2 separate regions of the Homo sapiens genome follow, and region 2 is linked to region 1. Evidence: chromatin loops called from intact Hi-C (ENCODE). Cell type or tissue: heart left ventricle. All regions are shown on one strand. Each heading gives the region's core, and the rest is flanking DNA. Links, peaks and the distances in the headings are about the cores only.

Region 1 (5,388 bases), core at 309-5,308:
TGTTTTCAATATTTCTTTAGCCTCCAGTGAGAAGGAGAACACTCAGCCCTTTGTGGTCCTGCCCAAGGAATTCCCAGTGTACCTGTGGCAGCCCTTCTTCAGACACGGCTACTTCTGCTTCCACGAGGCTGCTGACCAGAAGAGGTTTAGTGCCCTCCTGAGTGACTGCGTCAGGCATCTCAATCATGGTATGGCGCGGCTCCCCTCTCATCCCCGGGGCGGGAAGTGGGGCAGCCCTCGCTGAGTTGTTCTGGTCCATCATCTATTGCAGTGATTCTTAGAAAGAGCCACAGATGAGCCAAGTGCGGTGGCTCATGCCTGTAATCCCAGCACTTTGGGAAGCTGAGGCCAGCAAATCACAAGGTCAGGAGTTCGAGACCAGCCTGACCAATATGGTGAAATCCCATCTCTACTAAAAATACAAAAAAATATAGCTGGACGTGGTGGTGGGCACCTGTAATCCCAGCTACTTGGGAGGCTGAGGCAGGAGAATTACTTGAACCCGGGAGGCAGAGGCTGTGGTGAGCCGAGATCGCGCCACTGCACTCCAGCCCAGATGACAGTGCAAGACTCCATCTCAAAAAAAAAAAAAAAAAAAAAAAAAAGAGCCACAGATGGTGCTGCCCAGGGAAGAAGAGGGAAACAGGTAAAGGGAGAGTTCTGTGCACAAGGAGCCTCACCTGCTTGCTGGTTTTCAGGCAGGCCTGGGAGGCCCCGGTGAAGCAGAACATGGGGCAGTTATCTGGCTGCAAGTTGGGGGGTGTCACATTCTGACTGTCCTGAGTTTATTCATGTAGACCATTTTGCATATACTTCACTCTCCTTCTTCCTGATTTAAAAAAATCTAAATGCCAGCAAGAACATGCCAGTTTTCCCTGGCAAATGCTAGTCTTTTTGACATTTCCTTTTTATTTTCACCTTTATTTCTGAATAACAGTTACTCAGTTAAGATGAGTGGCACGGTCCGTGGTAATCTAGTATTTGTTTCTGGATCAGTGTTTCTTAAAACTTTAGGGCTCATAAGAATCACCAGGAGAACTTAATTAAAACACACATTCTTAGGCTTCACCCCCAGATATTCTGACTCACTGGGTACACCGTGGGGCCTGGACTTGGCTTTTCTAGCACACGGCCGAGTGGCACTGATGCTGCTGGTTCGCGAACCACCCTTGGGGTGGTGTTGCTTCAGGCCACTTTGCCTCCAGGCATGGACTTAAGCAATGTGACATCAATAGTAAAAGAGACTTCTCATTCCAATATGTGATGTTTTTGATATACTGAGGTGAATGCTGGTTTTTCTGGACTCCACAAAGTCTTCAGTTACAGATAACTGCGCTCTTTGTTCTTGGCACTTGGAAAGGCAGCCAGTCTAAGAGTACTGAGGGCTTACTCTGTGCCAGCCTCTACGTAGGTGTTAGGAAGAGAGTAATGAAGCATACAGAGTTCCTGTCTCTGGGAGTTGAAATTCAAACAGGGAGGATGGATAAACACCCACCAATTATCATTTGAAAGTTATCACAGTTAATGGGTTAAAGAGCAACGAGAGGTTACTAACTAGTGAAGAAAGGAGTGCCGAACTTTCAGCTCTCCAGGGGAGTCCTGTATGAGCAGGTGACATTTGAGCTGAGTCACCTCACCCATTGTGCCTTTATTTCCTAATATGGTTAATTTCACTGTATACTTATTTTAAAATTCAGAGGTTTCCCTGAGAGTGTCAGTCCCACAGAGTGAGAGTCACTAGTGATGCATCTCAACTAACTCTTGGTTTTAGCTGTGTATTGATGGGGACTCACGGAAAAAGATAAGGTCAGTCTGTTTTGCCACAGCAACCCTGAGTAACATTCATCATCATACTGGATCATAACTAGTTAGGAACTTTTTTAAAAAAATGATACCCTTATTAAAATCTTGCCTTGTGTTTTTGATGTTCTAGAGACAAAAAATTGCCCAGCACTGACTGCACCCTTTAGCTCATTTTCCACTACACTTGCCCGTCTGTGTTTAGGGCCTCGGTCTAGTAGGAACATGCAGTTGGCACTCAGCACAGGAACTGCGAAGTTTCACTGAGTGCAGAATGCTCCCTGCCCAGCCAAATGGGACTTACTGCATTCCCCCTTTCATGTACATAATAGGACTTTCTCTGAGGAGTTTTTGGATGTTATGTAGCCTGCATTTAGACTCCATTTATGGAAGATTTCAGCCCATTCAAAACCCCACTCTGCTCTCCAGTATGTTATCAAAGGCACCAAGATAATGAGGTCTAGTCATATTTCCTTGGTTCTGTGTCACATTCCTCTGCCCAGAAACTGTTTTATCCTCGCTGAGGCTTTATGTGGACTTAATTTGGCATAACTTCCAGTAGCTCCAGTCAGAACCAGAAGCTGTGATAACATTGTAGGGAACAGTCCTTGACTATCATGGGCCAAGGAGCAGACCTTTCTTTTCTCGCCTCTTTTTCTGTTTTTGACAGCATGATGTACCACTCATCTTTATTGTGTCACATTTTCTGTTCTAGTCTCTGCCTGTTACTCATTGTATTATTTTGAGTAAACCAGAAACAGGCTTTCACAAGCTGCCACTTAACCACTTTTTCCCATAATTACCCAAAAAGTTAAGAAATATAGTTAAAATTAGGGCTGGGATAAGGGCCAGAAACCCTGAGGTGGCTGCTGGGAGCCTGCTATCCTCTACCCGCATGCAGATGAGGAAGGGCTGTCAGCCTGCTGTGGCCATTGTTTCATTGACTCTCAGGCCACCGTGCTTCTCTGTTGAGAACCGGGTCCTAGGCATTCTAGTATCAGAGGCGTGTGAACCAGAGCAACTCCATCTTAAACAGGAGCTGGAAATGAGGCTGAAACTTACTGGGCTGCATTCCCAGATGGTTAAGGCATTCTAAGTCACAGGATGAGATAGGTCAGCACAAAATGCAGGTCATAAACACCTTGTTAATAAAACAGGTTGCAGTAAAGGAGCCAGCCCAAACCCACCAAAACTAAAATTGCAATGAGAGTGACCTCTGGTCATCCTCACTGCTACACTCCCACCAGTGCCATGACAGTTTACAAATACCATGGCAACGTCAGGAAGTTACCCTACATGGTCTAAAAAGGGGAGGCGTAAATAATCCACCCCTTGTTTAGCATATCATCAAGAAATAACCATAAAAATGGGCAACCAGCAGCCCTCTGGGCTGCTCTGTCTATGGAGCAGCCATTCTTTTATTCCTTAATAAACTTGCTTTCCCTTTGCACTGTGCACTCGCCCTGAATTCTTTCTTGCGCGAGATCCAAGAACCCTCTCTTGGGATCTGGATCGGGACCCCTTTCCTGTAACGCTAGCAGCTGATGCTAGGCATGTTGATCTCGCTTGGGGTTCCAGGACATGTCTCCTAGCACTCAAATTCCACCACAACCTAGCCCACTTGCGCCAGAAGTGTTGGGTCTGAATTTGGCTACATTTTCATGTTCATTCATTCTGAATCTAGAACCCCCTTGTCCTGCTTTTCCTTATAGGGTGGGCGTTTCCTATTTAACCCTGATGAAGGGCCTGATTATGCCCTGTTCTCCAACAGTAAGGCTAGCTCCTAAGGTAGGTAAGGGCCAGTAGAGAGCTCTATGTTTCTCCCTCCTTCAAAAGAGAGAGCAGCCTTTAGGAGCCTCAAAGATTATTTTGTATCCTAAGGAGAATAAAGGTTGTGTGTGTGTGTGTGTGTGTGTGTGCATGCTCACATGTGCACTTTCATGGGTGTTTTGCTTTTATTTAGTTTTGGCACCTCTTCATTGGGCAGGCATAAGAAAATCCCACAAGATTAATCCTTAGTAAAACATCCCACTCCACCTCACTGGACTAAATGTCAAGCCAACTGTATAGTATGATCCTAGAATAGTAGCTGCTGTCCTCTGTCCCTTTTGGAGTCACACTGTAATCCCTTGTCTCTGATCAGGGAAGGCTGTGGTTCTGAATGTCTGCTGCCACAAACTGAGACTTATATAAAGCCAAGATGTTCTGAGACAGTCCTGTTGTCCAAAATGCAATCCTATTCTTCAGAACTTTAGTTTGCAAAATACGATTGTAGTTATGGGTTATAGTTAAAGCTCCTGACAATACAGAGGGCTGAACACATGCGATATGGAATAATGATCATTATCGATGCAAGTCTGTTCTTCCAGCTCAGGATAATCATTTCTTGGCATGTAAATGTGCAGGAAGAAGAAAAAGTGTTCCTGGAGGAGGAATAGGATATGGGAGGGCCAGGAAGTAAGATAGAGTATGGACCATTAAAGGAACAGGAAGAATTTTGTGTGACTGGTGCTTAGAGAGGAGAGAGGAAGATGGGCAGGATCCATGCTATAAGGGGCTTTGTGATGCATATTAGGAACTTGGACTCTATTATAACAGCAATAGGAAGCCATTAGGATTTTAAGTAAATGAGCAACTTCATCAGATATTCACTTCAGAAAGGTCACAATGGCTGCAGTGTAGGCAGTGGATGAGAGGGTAGCATGGTGGGTGGCCAGGAGGCCACTTAAAAAGCTTTGGCTGGCAACAGATGGCAGTAGCTTGCACCAGAGTGAGGGAAGGCATTTGTCAATATCAACCCATGGTACTCAGACTAAAGGATTTGGGGGAACAGAGGAACTGGATGTTAGAAGGCAGCCATCACTGGATGAATGGTGATTCTGGAAAGGAGGTGTAATGCTGGCAAAGTTTTGTTCAACAGTGCTGTGCTAGCTTGAAGGACAGCCAGGACTGCCACTAAACAGATGCCAGTGTTCACATCGTCATGAACACAAAGAAAGAGAGGACAGTAGACTATCTGGGAAGCATGTGTGCACACGGGTTGAAAACGGTAGTATCAAAGAAAAGCCCATAGAATTTTGGTGAAAAGACCACAACAATATAAAGACACTCTGCAAATCAGTGCTTCAAGTTGGACTAGTTCAATCACTTATGACAATGGTAACATCCAACATTGCTTGTATGGAGTGAGTCAGGTGGAATGTGGAGCTATAACAGTGATTATGTGTTGGAATTGGTTACTCTGTCAGTATTACATGCCTTAAGCTCTTACCCCAGAAATCCCATGCCTTTATTAGATTTGATTTTGATACTTGCAAGTTTTAGGTGTTCAATAAATGTTGTGGAATTAAATTGAAATTTAGAACAACAAAGGACCTTACAATTCAAATCAGACAGAGCAAATCCTTTTTGGTGTGTTTATTTGAACATGATCTTCTTGCTGTGCAACACTCAGCAGCAAATCTCAGCTCTATTTTCCCCAGCTTATTGCTTCCTGGTCACCTACGAAGCAAGTTCATTACTTGAGAGACTATGCATCTAGTGTGGAGATCAATCAATTATAACTGAAAATATACAATGAATTTTAGT
Region 2 (5,388 bases), core at 119-5,118, 50 kb before region 1:
TTTATTTTTTGAGATGGAGTCTCTCTGTCTCCCATGCTGGAGTGCAGTGGCATGATCTTGGCTCACTGCAACCGCTGCCTCCCAGATTCAAGCGATTCTCCTGCCTCAGCCTCCTAAGTATCTGGGACTACAGTCATGCGCCACCATGCCCGGCTAACTTGTGTATTTTTAGTAGAGACAGGGTTTTACCATATTGGCCAGGCTGGTCTCAAACTCCTGACCTCGTGATCCACCCGCCTCAGCCTCCCAAAGTGCTGGGATTACAGGCGTGAGCCACTGCTAGTGGCCATTTATTTATTTTTGTAGAGATGGAGTCTTACTGTGTTGTCCAGGCTGGTCTTGAACTCCTGGCCTCAAGTGATCCTCCTACCTTGGCCTCCCAAAGTGCTGCGATTACAGGTGTGAGCCCCTGAGCCAGGTCAATTTCAACTCTTATTTTGGATTCAAGGGGTAGATGTGCAGGTTTGTTACATGGTATATTGCATAATACTGAGATTTGGGGTACAATTGATCCCATCACCCAGAGAGTAAGCATAGTATCCAATAGTTTTTTTAACACTTGCCCTCCTCCCTTCCTTCTCCCTCTAGTAGTTTCCAATGTCTATTGTTGCCATCTTTATGTCCATGAGTACTCAATGTTTACTTCCCACTTATAAGTAAGAATATGTGGTATTTGGTTTTCTGTTCCTGCATTAATTCGCTTAGGATAATGGCTTCTAGCTGCAATTATGTTGCTGCAAAGGACATAATTTTGTTACTTTTTATGGCTGCATAGTATTCCATAGTGTATATGTACCACATTTTATCCAATCCACTGTTGATGGGCACCTAGGTTGATTCCATTCTTTTATTGCCTCTTTCTTGAACCCATGATTTCCCATATGCATTCTGAGATCCCTCACAGCTCTCATCTTCCTCTTCCAACTTCCAGTAAAGGTTCGGTATGTTCCTGCTTCACACAATGTCAGGGAGGTCAGTTGGTTCTCAGACCCCCATCATTGTGAACCAGCATTGGCATTCACCAGAATACTTGGAACACAACTTTCTTATGAAACATTCTTTGAGTAGCTGCTATAAACCAGGCATTTCTATAGCGAGTGTTGAAACTTATGTTAGACTGTATAAGATTCAATTCTTGTTTTAAAATGTCATTGTAATAGAGAAAGTAAGATAACCACACAAATAATAATAAGATGAAGTGGGTGCTGCTGTAATATTGATGGAAATAGCCGCAGATACAAAAGTTGATAAAACTACATTTCATTTCCTAACAAGGCATTTGCCATGGATGTGAACTTATGAACATCAGTTTTCTTACATGCCCAGGGGTCTATGGAGGCCTTATTTGTGTATGAAGATGTGGTGTGGAGTAAATGATATAAATGCATGTGAAAGTGCCCAGCACTATCCCTGATTCATAGTAGGGGATTGGTCAGAGATTCTTAAATACCAGAGAAGGGGTTTAAAAGGAAGAAGAGATCACAGGTGGTTTGGCAGATCCAAAAGGGCTTTGCGGAAAATGTAGCAATTAAGATAGGTCAGACTGGTGGCTCCTCAGGGCAGGGACCTTCTGAATTACTTTTCCTGTCCTTAGTATTTTATAAATAGACTGTAGTGGATATATGTTGAGTGAATGGACCTTAAAGGATGGACAGGATTCTGAAAGGTTGAACTGGACTTTGAGAAAGGGCACTGCAGCAGGGGCATAGCAGGGATGGTAAGGTGTAGGTCATGCTGTCAGAATGGCAGTCTACTTTGGTGGGAGTGTAGGGAAGTAGTAGAAGTAAGAGTGAAATGTAAGTTGGGAATATTCTGTGAGTATTGAAAGTGCTTTCATTGTTAGACTGAGAGCTTGCACTTTATCTAATTACTCTTTAATTTTTGTGTCTCTAGTCAAATTTAGGAGGAGGAGATTTTTGTTATGCTTTCTGCATTATTGAGAGTTTACCATTATAATTGCCATCTGTCGTGTTTCTCTTTTTTGTCAGAAGGGTTGTAGGCAATCTTTGGCTGGGATAAACAGATAGTTTTTCTACTCACTAAAGAAAATAGATGCAGAGAGACTGGCACTAACAAGGAATAGAGAAGGAGATAGTTTTTTCTTTGCTTATGCCTAAATCTTGTCTTTGTTAAATATTATGTTATACATTATTCATAACTTTTAAGCTTTTAAAAAATCAAAATTTAAGTCAAATAAGTCAAATATACAAAAGAAAAGAATATGTGAGCCTATGACTTTCCATGTGTTCTAGACCAGGAGTTCCCAACCGCCAGGCCATGGACCAGTACCGTCTGTGGCCAGTTAGGAACCAGGCCTCATAGCAGGAGGTGAGCAGCAGATGAGCAAGCGAAGCTTCATCTGTATTTACAGCCGCTCCCCATTACTTGCATTACCACCTGAGCTCCACCTCCTGTCAGGTCAGCGGCAGCATTAGATTCTTATAGGAGCACGAACTCTACTGTGAACTGTGCATGCAGGGGATCTAAGTTCATGATCCTTATGAGAATCTAACTAATGTCTGACAATCTATCATTGTCTCCCATCACCCCCAGATGGGACCGTCTAGTTGCAGGAAAACAAGCTCAGGGCTTCCACTAATTGTACATTATGGTGAGTTGCAAAATTACTTCATTATATATTACAATGTAATAATAATAGAAATAAAGTACACAATAAGTGTAATACACTTGAATCATCCCAAAACCATCTGCCACCCCAACCCTGGTCCATGGAAAAATTGTCTTCTATGAAACTTGTTCCTGGTGCCAAGAGGTTGGGGACCACTATTCTAGATCATCTCAAGGAACATTTTTACAGCTTGAACCAGCCTTGTACATAACTCGTTTTATAATTAGATGCTATGTTTCAAATATTAGTAGCCCTGGGAGGGGTAACACTAATATTCAGAAATAGCTGGGCAGTATATGAGATATCTGGAGGAAGGGAGAACATGGAGAGGGTGCTAAAGACAAACTTGACTATAGTATTTGATGTGAACATGACCTCAGTTGAAAGTACACCACTATTTTATGTACCTTTAAGAAAAAAGTGCTGTCAATGATGTTTAATGATTGTGCTGCGCTACACATGAGTTGGTCATACTGGCTTCTTATTGCTTTGACATTTCCTGCCTTTCTTCTGGGATATTTGGCACTTTTGCCTGCCTTCTTGTATGGCTTGGCATAAGATAGACAATTCTTTGCACATGTCTGTGTAGCAAAATGCAACTCAACTTCATTTACCTTTTGTTATAGATCCTGTAAGACAACTGATTGCTGTTTGCAATAAAATACAGAATTGTGGTCATTCTTCCAAAGAAAAATATGTATTCCACTAATATCAAATTTATCCTCCAACTTCATTTCTATGCTTTTCTACTTATACAATAACTTTTTGTTTCAATGTTGAGTTACATGTAAAGACATATAAAATGGAAATGAAATTTAACACTATAAGTAAATCTTAGCTAAAGCGACAATAATATTAATGTGTATGACCAAGATTGTACACGTGCAACTACATCATGATAGCAACTAGTGGAAGCCAGTTATAAGACTGCATTGATTAAAGACATACTCACAATATAGAGAGGTTAAAATGAGGGCTGGGTGCGGTGGCTCACGCCTGTAATCCCAGCACTTTGGGAGGCCGAGGTGGGTGGATCACCTGAGGTCAGGAGTTCGAGACCAGCCTGGCCAACATGGTGAAACCCCGTCTCTACTAAAAATATAAAAACTAGCCGGGTAGGGTAGTGGGTGCCAGTAATCCCAGCTACTTGAGAGGCTGAGGCAGGAGAATTGCTTGAACCCAGAAGATGGAGGTTGCAGTGAGCCGACACAGTGCCACTGCACTCCAGCCTGGGTGACAGAGTGAGACTCAGTCTCAAAAAAAAAAAAAAAAAAAAGAAGAAGAAAAAGTGCACTTAGAAACAATGAAACACGCTCTTTTTAAAATGTGCCTGCAGACTCATCTACCTCATGCTGAAGTATTTTATCTAGCACTTAAGACTAATTGGTTGAACCACATCCCTTTATGGCTCTGGTTTTATGATGTACACTAATGTGTCATAAAACCATAATGTACATTTGGTGACCACAATCATCTTATCAAAGGGCTCTGCTGGAAGTGAGGCTGATGCATGAGCATCCATACCTTAAGCTCTGTTTTCCAAGTTGGTGGTTGTATGATTATATATAGAAGCGTCATGGTCATATTTGCCCTTGCTCCCTTCTACCCACTACGTGTACCAGTTAGGAGTTTATTTAATGGGTGTCGTATGATTTTCTTGTCTGGTTTACCTCTTGATGGTCCACATTTCATAAATCATATCTCCTCATATATACAGGAAAGCATATGTTGAAATCACTGAAATTACATAACTTGCTCCCCTTTGAATCAGTTTCCTTCTTATCACTTTGAACATGCTCATTTCAGGCATCTCTACGCTACGGAGTGTGCCCTACAAATAGAAATGTGGGAAACCTGCCAGGAGAAATTAAACTGTCAGTCTCCTCCTCTTCCAGATGAGGGTTGATAGATACATCTCTCTATGTTGTGGCAGCCTTCAATCTGAATTGAGCAGATTTCAAACATTTCTCTCAGCTGTGTACCTAGAGTTTAATCTCTGAAGACTTATTTCATTGCCGATCATTTGCAAAATGGATAGATTTGAGTCGTACCCTATCCATTTTTCTCCTGTCACTTACTGGTAAAATAAACACTGAGTAGGAAGTTGTGAAAGAGGATAAAGGAAAGCTCGGCAAACTGGATGGTCCTGAAAAGTCTGTAAGAGACACATGGAAGGTAAACAAGCTGGTTGCTTTTGTTCTGCCAGCTGAGGTCATTGGAGCATGAACAGGGAAACTTCAACTTGGAGCTGATGTCCTGATCCTTTGGAAGCTCTTTTGGGATGGAAGGGTTCTCGATTCCTGTTTTTGGTCTTACTCTTGTTACTGTCTAAGAGGGCTGTCTCTGTTCTAATCTGCTAGTTGCAGGCTTACAGTTGGTTAGATGATGAAATGTGATGTTTACAGCATCAAGCACAATGTTCAGTAGAAGTTTTGACAAATCCTCCTGCTAGAACTTCATGATAATTTGATCTATCAGATACATTTTAACAACCCTTTTGACCACACGTTAGTGGAGCTGATGCAATTAGCTAGTTCTTGTTTTATTGTTACATTAAGAAAAAAACCAAAATTTAAATTTAAATATACAACTCATGTGGTGGAGGAAAAAAGACATACTTTCAGAGGGAAAATCTTACAAGTGAGTTTTATGCTTAAAAACTGAATGCCTTAAAATTTATATATCTTCTTTTTTGGAGGTGAAAAAAATCTTCTAGGAAGTTGCTATTTATAAAAAAAAAGTGGCATAGACCTTCCTTT

The links. A loop is a pair of places that touch in the nucleus more often than their neighbours do. Peaks named below come from ENCODE experiments on the same cell type or tissue, not always from the same donor. Only the 100,000 strongest peaks of a DNase experiment are listed, where the experiment ranks them.
Region 2: a loop joins it to region 1, with 2.1 times the contacts of the local background. A loop is called at or near these places in 6 of 110 quality-filtered maps.

Annotation. Positions count from the first base shown.
Region 1 is chr1:184,879,433-184,884,820 of GRCh38, reverse strand. It overlaps NIBAN1 (niban apoptosis regulator 1), which reads left to right. Exons shown (of 14, transcript NM_052966.4): 5 at 21-188. Among named protein-coding and RNA genes, the nearest start is that of NIBAN1, 92 kb to the left of the region's middle. In heart left ventricle, for the core only: no CTCF peak of the experiment used is centred there; no DNase peak of the experiment used is centred there; H3K27ac peaks cover 3,712 bases.
Region 2 is chr1:184,929,515-184,934,902 of GRCh38, reverse strand. All of the region lies in intron 1 of NIBAN1 (niban apoptosis regulator 1), which reads left to right. It overlaps LOC124904469 (a long non-coding RNA gene), which reads left to right. Exons shown (of 2, transcript XR_007066770.1): 2 at 1-5,388. Among named protein-coding and RNA genes, the nearest start is that of NIBAN1, 42 kb to the left of the region's middle. In heart left ventricle, for the core only: no CTCF peak of the experiment used is centred there; no DNase peak of the experiment used is centred there.